Linked DNA regions of Homo sapiens: region 1 is linked to region 2. A link is a contact called in ENCODE Hi-C or POLR2A ChIA-PET data. All regions are on one chromosome and are shown on one strand. The core of a region is the stretch at or near the end of the contact, and the rest is flanking DNA. Distances in the headings are between cores, read along the strand shown. Region 1 has its middle 16 kb from the start of ZNF532. Region 2 holds the start of LINC01926 (long intergenic non-protein coding RNA 1926).

Region 1 (6,205 bases), core at 3,199-5,698, 34 kb before region 2:
GTCTATTGGATTCACTGCTCTAATCCCCAACATCTAGTGTTCTGGGTCCTTATAAGGCTGGGCACTGCTAAGTGTTAAGGAATGAAGAAAGAAAACACAAAGCAAGACTGCACCAACAGAGGATTTAAGTGCTAACGGGGCAATCCATGCCGCATTCCCATCTGGCCTTGGCTGTCTCCTCGGAAATTTTTCAATTGTAACGGGGATTCCAAGGATGCAAACATTTGTTTTCTGGTCCAGATACCAGATTAAGACCACCAGTACATACCAAACTGCCAAACCCCGGGCAAATAACAGCTAACAAATCCTAACACAAATCAAAATTAAGCCATAAATTTGGAAGTAAAAATAATTTTTTAAACATACCCCTATTCATTCCTTGCCTTGCCAAGTATCCCCCACCCATAATCACTGCATTTCCTTCCTCCAACTTCATTCACTGTTACTGTCCATTGAGCTCAGTTCCCATAAGCTAGAAAACCAAATTATATCCATCAGATATTGTCCTCAAAGGCTCGTCTTTAAAATAGTTGGCTGTGTCTGGGGTGATAGTATGGGCAGCTCCATCAGATGTTCTGACAACTGAGTATTGTTAGTTTTGACTCCATTACTTAGAGGAGACTTTGTAATTCTCTCTCAATCACTCATGTATATTTACTCGCTAAGTAACTCTTGTGACCCCCGGCATTCCTCTCATGGGCATTTTACAGAGGCAGGAAGCCAGAAAGGAGGTTAAAGCCCCAAAAGCACCCCTTTTCTATCCAGCAGCAGAAAGTAAATGCTTCTTGCTAAGGTTTGAATTTTAAGAGTTTTCATGCAGAGGGAAGCCAAATTTCCTTTTTCTTTTGCCTGTCCCAAATCTCACCCCCCACTCCCCGGGGGACTAAGGGAGGGAACACACTAGAAAACATCTGCCTTCATACAAATAAATTGTCAGGTATGCCTTTTTTTCTTTTCTTTTTGAGACAGTTTCACTCCGTCGCCCAGGCTGGAGTGCAGTGAGGCGATCTTGGCTCACTGCAACCTCCGCCTCCTGGGTTCAAGCGATTCTTCTGGCTTAGCCTCCCGAGTAGCTGGGACTCTAGGCCCACACCACCAAGGCTGGCTAATTTTTTTTTGTATTATTCATAGAAGCAGAGTTTCGTCATGTTGGCCAGGCTGGTCTCTAACTCCTGGCCTCAAGCGATCCACTCCCCTTGGCCTCCCAAAGTGCTGGGATTACAGACTTGAGCCACCGTGCCTGGTCTGATTCCATTGTCCGACATAATGTTATTTCTCAAGTTCCTGAAACATCCTCCTACTGTAATGGGCAAGCTGGAATCTGAACAGAGCCTTTAAGTGCTCAATAATTGTACTACAATACAGTGAAGTCTTTAGTGTACTTTGGATGCATAAGACCCTTGCCCTCTGTTCTAAATGGCCACCATCTGCTAGTTTGCTATACTTCTGGGGTCTTGCCTCTGTTCCTTATGGTACTTCCACAGTTTTCCTCGAGCTGTACTCCTGGAAGAAGGAATTACTGCTTCTGCCATTCCTAGTGGACCTGCTTGGCAGCTTCTGCTTTCTAATCAGCTACTGAAATCAATCAACCAAATTTGCAAGGACCATGACTAAACTATTATAAAAGGAGGAGTTCGCAGTTCCTGGAGTTTACATCATCCTGCGGTTTGTAAATTTCCCCCTCCCCCTGCATTCCTCCCCGGTGTTTTAAACAGCTAGCTCTGCTGGGTACAGGTATGGTAGCTCATGCCTGTAATCCCAGCACTTTGGGAGGCCGAGGCCAGGCGGATCACCTGAGGTCAGGAGTTTGAAACCAGCCTGGCCAACATGGTGAAACCCCATCTCTCTAAAAATACAAAAATTAGCCAGTTGTGGTGGTGGGCACCTGTAATCTCAGCTGCTTGGGAGGCTGAAGCAGGAGAATTGCTTGAACCTGGGAGGCGGCGGTTGCAGTGAGCCAAGATTGTGCCATTGCACTCCATCTGGGCGACAAAAGCAAGATTCCGTCTCAAAACAAAACAAAACAAAAAACCCCAAAATTAGCCAGGCGTGGTGGCAGGCGCCTGTAGTCCCAGCTACTTGGCAGGCTGAGGCTCGAGAATCACTTGAACCTGGTAGGCAGAGGTTGCAATGTGCTGAGATCATGCCACTGCACTCCAGCTTGCGTGACAGAGCAAGACTCCATTTCAAATAAATAAATAAATAAAAATAGCTGGGTCTGCAGGACCTGTGACTTCTGGGAACTGAGTAGAATGGATAATAGCCAACACTATGGAGCACTTACTCTATGCCAGGTACTGTTGTAAGTAGTTCATTCTGTAATTATTTCACCCACTGTCTCTCACAAACCTACGACTTGGGGCTTGTGATGAGCCAAGTTTGCAAATGAGGTTAGGTCACTTTTTCAAGCAAGGAGTCACTCTCAATCCCAGGCAGTCTGGCGCCCTGATGTGTTGCATACTCCTGGATTTGGAGTTTGAACTTGAAAGCCCTGAGTCATCGCAGTCCTTTACCTCTTCCTCCAGGCGCCAGTTTTATTTTGTTTTTTTAAATATATATTTTTTAGAGTCCCACTATGTTGCCCAGGCCAGACTCAAACTCTCAAACTCCTGGGCTCAAACGATTCTCCCTCTTCAGCTACCTGAATAGCTGGGATTACCATATTCCAATTTTTTTTTTTTTTTTGAAACAGAGTTTTGCTCTTGTTGCCCAGGTTGGAATACAATGGCATGATCTCGGCTCACTGCCACCTCCGCCTCCCAGGTTCAAGTGATTCTCCTGCCTCAGCCTCCTGAATAGCTGGGATTACAGGCGCCCGCCACCACGCCCAGCGAATTTTATGTATTTTTAGTAGAGACGGGATTTCAACATGTTGGCCAGGCTGGTCTTGAACTCTTGACCTCAGGTGATCCGCCCGCCTCAGCCTCCCAAAGTGCTAGGATTACAGGTGTGAGCCACCATGCCTGGCCCCATATTCCAATTTTTATTGAGCCTGTGGACCCCTATCTCCTAAACACTCCATAGCTCTTAGGATAAAATCCTAAGACTTTAGGATTTACTCAGCCCTCCAAAGTCCAGCCCTGGCTTACCTCCCCAGCCTCTTTGGCCCAAATCCCCTGGCAAGCAACATTCCTATAGTTCCTCAGTGTCTCTTTGGTTGGAAGAAAGACTTTCTTGCCTGGAGGCCTTTGCATCAGGGCGGTCCCTTAACTATCACTCAGATCCTCCCCCTCTGCCTGGCTAACTCTTACTCACCATTTGCGTTATAGCTTAGAGCCCACTTCCTCCTGGGAGCTGTGGAGACCTCTACACTGGTTAGGTCCTCCTGATGGGAGCTCCAGTCAGCTCAGAATTTCGCAAGTTGTTGGCATTTATCCCCCAGCCCTGGGATTGCTTTATTTGTCTCTATCCCTCACAGAGTAGATTACAGGCTCCCTGAGGGCAGGACCTCCTGTGTCTGGTTCACCATTACTTCCCCAAAGAGTAGCACAGTGCCGGAGGCACCCTGCAGGAGTGACAGGAATCACAGGTAAAGTTTATTCATTCACCCACTGAACACATTTATCGAGTGCCTGCTAGACACCATACACTATGGTACTCAAGCTTTTCTCATTTAATCCTTCTTCAAGGATTACTTTATTTCATCTTCATAACGAGACACCGAAAAACCCAGTTCATAGATTCGGAAAATTAGATGGAGGTTCTTCTGTGTAAAAAAATTAGCTGGGCCAGGCGCGGTGGCTCACAACTGTAATCCCATCACTTTGGGAGGCCAAGGCGGGTGGATCACCCAGGGTTAGGAGTTTGAGACCAGCCTGGCCATCATGGTGAAACCCTGTCTCTACCAAAAATACAAAATTAGCCAGGCGTGGTGGCGTGTGTCTGAAGTTCCAGCTACTCAGGAGGCTGAGACAGAATTGCTTGAATCCAGGAGGCGGAGGTTGCCCTCCAGCCTGGGTGACAGACTGATACTCCGTCTCAAAAAAAAAAAAAAAAAAAAAAAGCCTAAGGTCACAGTAGGAAGCCTTTGTTGAATGAACACGCGAATGGATGCACCGAGGTCGGGGTTGGGAATATCCGGATTAAGATACCACTGAAGAATTAAGGTTATGTGCCTCCTTAGAGGTGAACTATTAAAAAATCTAATGTAAAAGGCCTGAGATGGGCAAAGTCCCCTTAGGAGACAAAGCCTGCCGGCCAAGGCAAGCCTAGACAGTAATCTAATTGAAGGTATTAGCATATCTAAAGAAAGAATGTGTCAATCACAAGGGGGGGTCGGTGAGTTTAGAACCTGGGAAAATACACTACAGTCGGAATCCTGCTTTGACCGTGAGGAACCCAGAACCTTTCCCCGCGGGAGGTGCCAGCTGATGTGGCAGGTGTATCCCCGCGTGGGGAAGGACGCAGCCGCCAGCTGAACCGCCGCCTACCGCCCCCGCTCCCTCTCCCGCGGAGCTGGCGACCCGATTGCAATTCCGCTTCCGCCGACAGAAACTGCCTAATAATAGCTCCCTTGTGTTTGTCTGCACCCCGGCTAGGCACTTGCCTACAGCCTAAGTTGCATTTCGGCCTCACACAGCCCAGTCTCCAACTGGGGAAGCTTGCAGAGCTAGAAGGCACGTCCAAGGTCAAATTGCAGACCGGAAAGGGAAGAGCTGGAATGGCCCAGCTCCAGGTGCGGGATCAGCTGGCCACCCCTTGCCTGTCCCGCCCATACGAGCATGCTTGGGACTCTTGGTAGAAATTAACTAAATGGGCCTTGCGGTGTAGGCCCCTGCCTTTTGCGGGCTGATTTCAGGTCCGCCTTCCTTGCGATGCAAGTCATCTCAGTATGTGAAGGTTGAAACTAATCCACTTCGGGAGTCCTCCTGCGGCCCCAGCTCCTCCCGCCCGCTGAGCTACTCCGCAAGTCACAGAGATGCTCCTGTCCCTCCAGGCCTTTCCTGCTCCCCCAACCCTGCCGTCCTGCCAGTTCTCCCTTAAAAACTAACATCTTGCAAGGGACTGAAGGGAAAAGAAACAAACGGTTGCTCTCCTCAAACCATTGAACAAAACAGATTACTTAAAACCCTGTTACAATTTTGCCAGTGAAAGGAGCAGCCCATTAGTAATTAGGGTAGGACAATCCCGCAACCCAGCACTGACCCTGGCAAAGGTGGCACTTCACCCCAGGTGCTTGGAAGAGACAGGGATCTGAAGGCATGGATCTGCCAATGTATAGCCATGTGACCTTGGAAAAAGTTTTGTTTGTTTGTTTGTTTTTTGAGACGGAATCTTGCTCTGTCGCCCAGGCTGGAGTGCAGTGGTGCGATCTCGGCTCACTGAAAGCTCCGCCTCCCGGGTTCACGCCATTCTCCTGCCTCAGCCTCCCGAGTAGCTGGGACTACAGGCGCCTGCCACCACGCCCAGCTAATTTTTTTTTGTATTTTTAGTAGAGACGGAGTTTCACTGTTAGCCAGGATGGTCTCGATCTCCTCACCTCGTGATCCGCCTGCTTCGGCCTCCCAAAGTGCTGGGATTACAGGCCTGAGCCACCGCGCCCAGCGGAAAAGGTTTTGCCATTGTATAGCCATGTGACCTTGCAAAATTCCTGAAACTGGAGGGCCTGAGAGGTCAAAGAAAGCGTCAAGGTTTTCCCTCTCTTCAAGAGCAGAGTAGGCTTAGAAGAAACAGCAAAGCATTTTAGCCTATGCACGGATAGGCACCCCGAGGCATGCTTTAGACATTTCCCACCTCGTTCTTTACAGACAGGACTTCAGGGACAAGAGGTCAGTACAGTAAGAAAATGCTGCATGAACGTTGTGACCTGCATTGTTCTTTCCCATCTCTCTGCCCTCCCTTGCTCTTCAAACACGCGCCAATGCCTCATTAAAGACTGCAAACCATCCCATTAGGTGCAAATGCATGGAAACATATTCATGATTATTCAAATGAATCCTTGTAAAATAATCAGTATTGTCTGCATAAATATTCATCATCACTGGGCTAATCACTACGCAATCTCACGAGGGTGTGGCCCTGTAATCCTGCACCCTTTTGCCCTCTCCTTCCTCCTCCCTTTGTCTGAGACTCTTTTTTTCTCCACTCCTAAGCCTCCTAAGGTTTTCCTAGGTCTTCAAGATCTCATTCAGGGTAAAGATATTTCTGGTTCTGATCTAATGCTTGATGTATTTATCTCTCTTGGAAGATTATTCTACCAGAAGGT
Region 2 (6,148 bases), core at 136-2,635:
TGGCAGTGGCATTACAGATGTGTTTTGGAAGAAAATTCAGGAACAGGGAAGGGTTGTAGTTTGTAGCTGTCAGATGCAATGAGGCAGATTAAAAGCTAGACAATTTAGGCCAGTCGCGGTGGCTCATGCCTGTAATCCCAGCACTTCAGGAGGCTGAGGTGGTCAGAGTGCTTGAGTTCTGGAGTTCAAAATTAGCCTGGGCAACATTGTGAAACCCTGTCTCTACTAAAAACATACAAAAATCAGCTAGGCATAGTGGTGCACACCTATAGTCCTAGCTACTCGGGAGGCTGAGGTGGGAGGACCACTTGAGCCTGGGAGGCAGAGGTTGCAGTGAGCCGAGATCACGCCACTGCACTCCAGCCTGGATGACAGAGCGAGACCCTGTCTCAAAAAAAAAAAAAAAAAAAGAAAGAAAGAAAAAAAAAGAATGACCTTCTCTTTTAAGGCTGAACTCTATTCCATTGTATGTATGTTCCACATTGTGTTTCTCCATTCGTCTATCAGTGGACACTTAAGTTGCTTCCACAGTTTAGTTGTTAGAAATGTGGAAGTACAAGTATCTGTTTGAGTCCCTGTATTAGTCCGTTTTCACACTGCTATAAAGATACTGCCTGATATATTACCTGAGACTGGGCAATCTATAAACAAAAGAGGCTTAATTGACTCGCAGTTCCCCATGGCTGGGGAAGCCTCAGGAAACTTATGGTCATAGTGGAAGGCAAAGGGGAAGCAGGCACCTTCTTCACAAGGCGGCAGGAGAGAGTGTGAGTGAAGGGAAAGCCCCTTATAATACCATCGAATCTTGTGAGAACTTACTGTCATGAGAGCAACATGGGGGAAACCAGTTCCATGATCCAATCACCTCCTACCAGGTCCCTCCCTGGACTTGTGGGGATTACAATTCAAGGTGAGATTTGGGTGGGGACCCAGAGCCATGCCATATCAGTGCCTGCTTTCATTTCTTTTGGGAACATACTCTGAAGCATAATTGCTAGATCATATGGTAATTTTAGGGTTAAGTTTTTGAGGAACGTCATTACTGTTTTCTACAACAATGGCGCCATTTTACATTCCCACCAGCAATGTACAAGGATTCCAATTTCCCAACATCCTCACCAGTTGTTATTTTCTGTTCTGTTTATTTGGATATTAGCCATCCTAATGAGTGACAGTGAAATTTTACTTACATGAAGGATCTCATTCTCCACTGATACCCACGAAAACAAAGGGGACCATTCTGCACTTGGCTGAAGTGAGCATTTTCTCATCAGGAGAGGAGTAGCCCAGGGGATGTCCACTGGAGATAGGGTGGGCGCCCTCCACTCCATCTTCCCTTCTTGGAAACTTGGAGAATTTCTTGTGTTATTCTTGGGACTGTGATGTGTATAAATAGAATGGGATGAGGGAAAAAGAAAAGGTTGAGAGCCAGTTCAGAAAGATCCTTGTAATATATTTTGTTGATCTTACTTTTTCAAACTTGTACAGCTTGATGGCTGTGAGCAAATATTTCCACTAGGAATCTGTTGACATTTCCACCACTCTTCTCTTCTTTTTCTGTTCTGTTTTTTTTTTCTGCCTAGTCTTTCAGTGTCAATCTTGTCTTAATTTCAGCATGCATTCTGTCCTCATGCATAAATTAGGTATGGTTTTCTGCTCTTTATTCGAAATTGCCTATTTCTATTGTAAATTACACCAATCATAATTTCCAGTTTACCGCTTTTCTCCAGACATTTTTGCTTTTAATACAAATTCATAAATTAAAAGTCAACTACTCTCACTCCCAAAGATTAAAAAGATAAAAGCCTGTAATTTGGTGGACACCGATCATCAAATATGCATGTTACACTGAAGAACTGGCTTTGCAATTCTGCAGCTGTACTCTTGGGTTGGTGATGAAGAAGACAGTTATAGGGGATCCCGAGCTTTCAGCATCTCAGTAGTGCCAGTACATCTGGAATCCAAGACAAAATGTGAATGCAGGCATCATGAAGCAGAATTCGAGCTGTGCGGTAATCAGCCAGATGATCTGCAACACACAGATGCTAGCTTTTTTTTAGATAACCACCAAAATAGAAACACAAATTTTACACTCAAAGAACACTCAGGGCCCTTAGTGGAGAAATAGCTGCATCGTGCCAGTTATGAATTCTGTTGTTTTTGGTGGTCACAATTTATCATAGCCCCACTTAACCATGATTTCACTTTCCATGGTTTCAGTTACCTTCCGTTAACTAAGGTCCAAAAATATTAAATGGAAAATTCCAGAAATAAGCAATTCATAAGCTTTAAGTTGCACCTGCCATTCTGAGTAGTGTGATGAAGCCTTGCACCTGCGGTGGGATTCCTCCCTTTGTCCAGCATCTCCATGCCATAGATGTCCCCACTCATGAGTCACATCGGAGCCCTCTCAGTTACCACATCGGCTGTCTCTGTATTGCAGTGCTTGGGTTCAAGTCATTCTTATTTCACTTCATGATGGCCCCATAGCGCAAGAATACTGATGCTGACCGGGCGTAGTGGCTCACACCTGTAATCCCAGAACTCTGGGAGGCCGAGGTGGGTGGATCACCTGAGGACAGGAGTTCAAGACAAGCCTGGCCAACGTGGTGAAATCCCATCTCTACTAAAAATAGAAAAATTAGCCAGGGATGGTGGTGCATACCTGTAATCCCAGCTATTTGGGAGGCTGAGGTAGGAGAATCCCTTGAGCCCAGAAGGCAGAGGTTGCTGTGAGCTGAGATCGTGCCACTGCACTCCAGCCCGGGCGATAGAGCGAGACTCTGTGTCAAAACAAAACAAAACAAAAAAATTAGCCAGGCATGGTGGCATGCGCCTGTAATCCTAGCTTTGCGGGAGGCTGAGGCAGGAGAATTGCTTGAACCTGGAAGGTGGAGGTTGCAATGAGCCGAGATCACACCACTGCACTCCAGCCTAGGCGACAGAGCGAGACTGTCTCTGAAAAAAAATAAATAAATAGCCGGGCGTGGTGGCTCACGCCTGTAATCCCAGCACTTTGGGAGGCCGAGGCGGATGGATCACGAGGTCAGGAGATCGAAACCATCCTGGCTAACATGGCGAAACCCTGTCTCTACTAAAAATACAAAAAAATAGCCAGGCGTGGTGGCGGGCGCCTGTAGTCCCAGCTACCCGGGAGGCTGAGGCAGGAGAATGCCGTGAACCTGGGAGGCAGAGCTGGCGGTGAGCCAAGACCCCGCCACTGCACTCAAGCCTGGGCAACAGAGCGAGACTCTGTCTCAAAAATAAATAAATAAATAAATATATAAATATATAAAATAAAATTATGAAATCTGCAGTGGGGCCAGGTGTGGTGGATCATCCAAAGAAGGGTGGACAAGGGCTTAAATTGTTAGAAAACTCACTTGAAATGGGAGGTGTGAAAGTAAATATTTGCAAAGATAGATGATATTCCACAGCAGCCTGAATGGAGAGTGACATTTGCTCAGAAAGAATCCCGGATTATAAATATGACTAACAGAGAAATGTGCCTATTATTTCACCATGTTTTGGCAGAAGAACTTCAAAAGAAAATCTATTATAAGGTTATCAAGCTTCATTAGTACAATTAACTGTTTTCAAAATAGGCCCATTTTCCCAGCTACTTAGCAAGATGAGGCAGGAGGATCCTTTGAGCACAGGAGTTCGAAGCCACCTTGGGCAACATAATGAGACTCCTATCTTTAAAAAAGAAAAAAAGAAAAAAAACAGGCTCATTAAAAAAAAAATTGTCAAACTGCATACTCATCATCTTCGGCTAACAAGACACCAGGAAATCTCTGGAATAAAAACTGATATAAATAACTCTCAATTAATTTAAAATCCCACATGAGTTCTCTGCTTGCATCCTGACTTTTCCTCATTTTTGCTACTGGCCTCTGTCGCTGGATTTTCAGGGAATGGTAAGGAAACAAGGGAAGACCAGAAAGTCTATTTTAGCTTCTTGCTAGGGGGTTTTGAGAAAGAACTGGTCAAGAAATTTTGAAAAGTGGTCTTAGGATGACCCGTGGGTTTTAATGAGCCCAGCAATGGGTGTTGAGACAAGGGTATAATAATAATAAACAGAACTAAGTGCCGGGCGCCATGACTCACGCCTGTAATCCCAGCACTTTGGGAGGCCGAGGCGGGTGGATCACGAGGTCAGGAGTTCAAGACCAGCCTCACCAACCTGGTGGAACCCCATCTCTACTAAAAATACAAAAATTAGTTGGGCATGATGGCAGGCACCTGTAATTCCAGCTACTCAGGAGGCTGAGGCAGGAGAATCGCTTGAACCCAGAAGGCGGAGGTTGCAGTGAGCTGAGATCATGCCATTACACGCCAGCCTGGGTGACAGAGTGAGACTGTCTCAAAAAAAAAGAAAAAAAAAGAGAATTAAGCAATCTAGCTCAAGAAACAGTACATCCAAATAATCACACTGGGATTTGTTTTGTTTTTGTTTTTTTTAATTGAATATGTTTTTTATATTAAAAAAAATACAGGCGGGATTTCACCATGTTGACCAGGCTGGTCTCAAACTCCTGACCTCAAGTGATCCACCTGCCTCGGCCTCCCAAAGTGCTGGGATTACAGGAGCTAGCCACCACGCCCCACCTGTTTTATTTGTTTCTAGAGATGCAGGTCTCACTATGTTGCCCAGGCTGAACTCAAACCCCTGGGCTCAAGGGATCCTCCTACCTCAGCTTCCTGAGCTGGGATTGTAGGTGAGTGCCACCACCCCAGGCCAGGATTTGATTTTAATTCCAGTTCTAAAATCCTTTCTCTGCCTGGAGGTACTTGCCTCATGGCAATTAGGAAACTGCTTCTCTGAGCAGGCCTTGAACTATTTTTGGCCTTCAACAGGCCCCTAGTGCCGGGAGTGGTGGCTCATGCCTGTAATCCCAACACTTTGGGAGGCTGAGGCAGGTGGATCACTTGAAGTCAGGAGTTGGAGACCAGCCTGGCCAACATGGTGAAACCCTGTCTCTACTAAAAATACAAAAATTAGCCGGGTGTGGTGGCGGGTGCCTGTAATCCTAGCTACTCAAAGGCTGAGGTGGGAGAATCACTTGAACCCGGGAGGCGGAGGTTGCAGTGAGCTGAGATGGGGCCACTGCATACTAGCCTGGGCAACAGAGTGAAACTCTGTCTCAAAAAGAAGTAAATAAATAAATAAAGTAAACCTCTTTCCTTTATAAATTACACAGTCTCAGGTATGTCTTCATTAGTAGCATGAGAATGGACTAATACACCATATATCGAGCAATGTTACTTCCAGGTATATAATCCAAAAGAAATGAAAGCAGGAACTCAAACAGATTCGTGTACATGCATGTTCATAGCAGTACTATTAAAAATTGCCAAAAGGTGGAAGCGACCCAAGCATCCACTGACAGATGAACAGATCAACAAAATGTGGCGTACATATTTTGGAATATTATGGAACACTATTCCATATGATGGGATATTATTCTTCCTGAAAAAAAGAAAATTCTGCCAAATGCTGCAACATAGATGAACCTTGAGGACATTATACTAAGTGAAATCGGCCAGTCGCAAAAAGACAAATACTGTATGATTCCACTTACATGAGGTACCGAAAATATATGGTTTTGGACACAGCCAAACCATATAGTATGGTAATTCAATTTTTGAAGAACCACCATATCATCCGAAAACAATCCTTCTATCTTTTCTTTACCCAACTGTTTTCCATCCTTTAAAGTCCTGATCTAGTCCAGGAAGTCCTCAATGGTCTCCTCTACTCTTTCTACTTGTATATTTTGTACCTCGCAATCTGGCAGCTGACTAAATGCTCCCCTGTATTATCTTTTTTTTTTTGAGACAGAGTCCCGCTCTTGTTGCCCAGGCTGGAGTGCAATGGCGCAATCTCGGCTCACTGCAACCTCTGCCTCCCAGGTTCAAGAGATTCTCCTGCCTCAGCCTCCCAAGTAGCTGGGATTACAGGTGCCCAACACGCCCAGCTAATTTTTTTGTATTTTTAGTAGAGACAGGGTTTCACTATGTTGGCCAGGCTGGTCTTGAACTCCTGACTTCAGGTGATCTGCCCACCTCCGCCTCCCAAAGTACTGGGATTACAGGCATGAGCCACCGCACCTGGCCTGCTCCCCTGTATTATCTAGTCCTGCTT

Evidence for each region. A loop is a pair of places that touch in the nucleus more often than their neighbours do. ChIA-PET counts read pairs that join two places held with the same protein, here RNA polymerase II (POLR2A). Pooled maps may share reads with other maps.
Region 1: a loop to region 2 is called in a map of B cell, with 2.3 times the contacts of the local background. The contact joins the enhancer-like site here to the promoter of LINC01926 in region 2. A Hi-C loop is called at or near these places in 4 of 168 maps with a recorded cell type or tissue (B cell, heart left ventricle, left cardiac atrium and 1 more) and 3 of 50 pooled maps. POLR2A ChIA-PET finds 5 or more read pairs at or near these places in 10 of 52 experiments (B cell, BJ, GM12878 and 5 more).

The regions. Positions count from the first base shown.
Region 1 is chr18:58,845,939-58,852,143 of GRCh38, reverse strand. No RefSeq gene overlaps it. Among named protein-coding and RNA genes, the nearest start is that of ZNF532, 16 kb to the left of the region's middle. RefSeq lists enhancers at 3,899-4,711, 4,712-5,524, 5,525-6,205. Within about 2 kb of position 4,448, at least 12 of the 41 ENCODE cell types and tissues checked have a DNase peak (open chromatin) inside an H3K27ac peak, as active enhancers do; they include psoas muscle, where a contact is called at or near this core.
Region 2 is chr18:58,809,117-58,815,264 of GRCh38, reverse strand. LINC01926 (long intergenic non-protein coding RNA 1926) reads right to left here and starts at 1,385. Exons shown (of 3, transcript NR_146904.1): 1 at 1,191-1,385.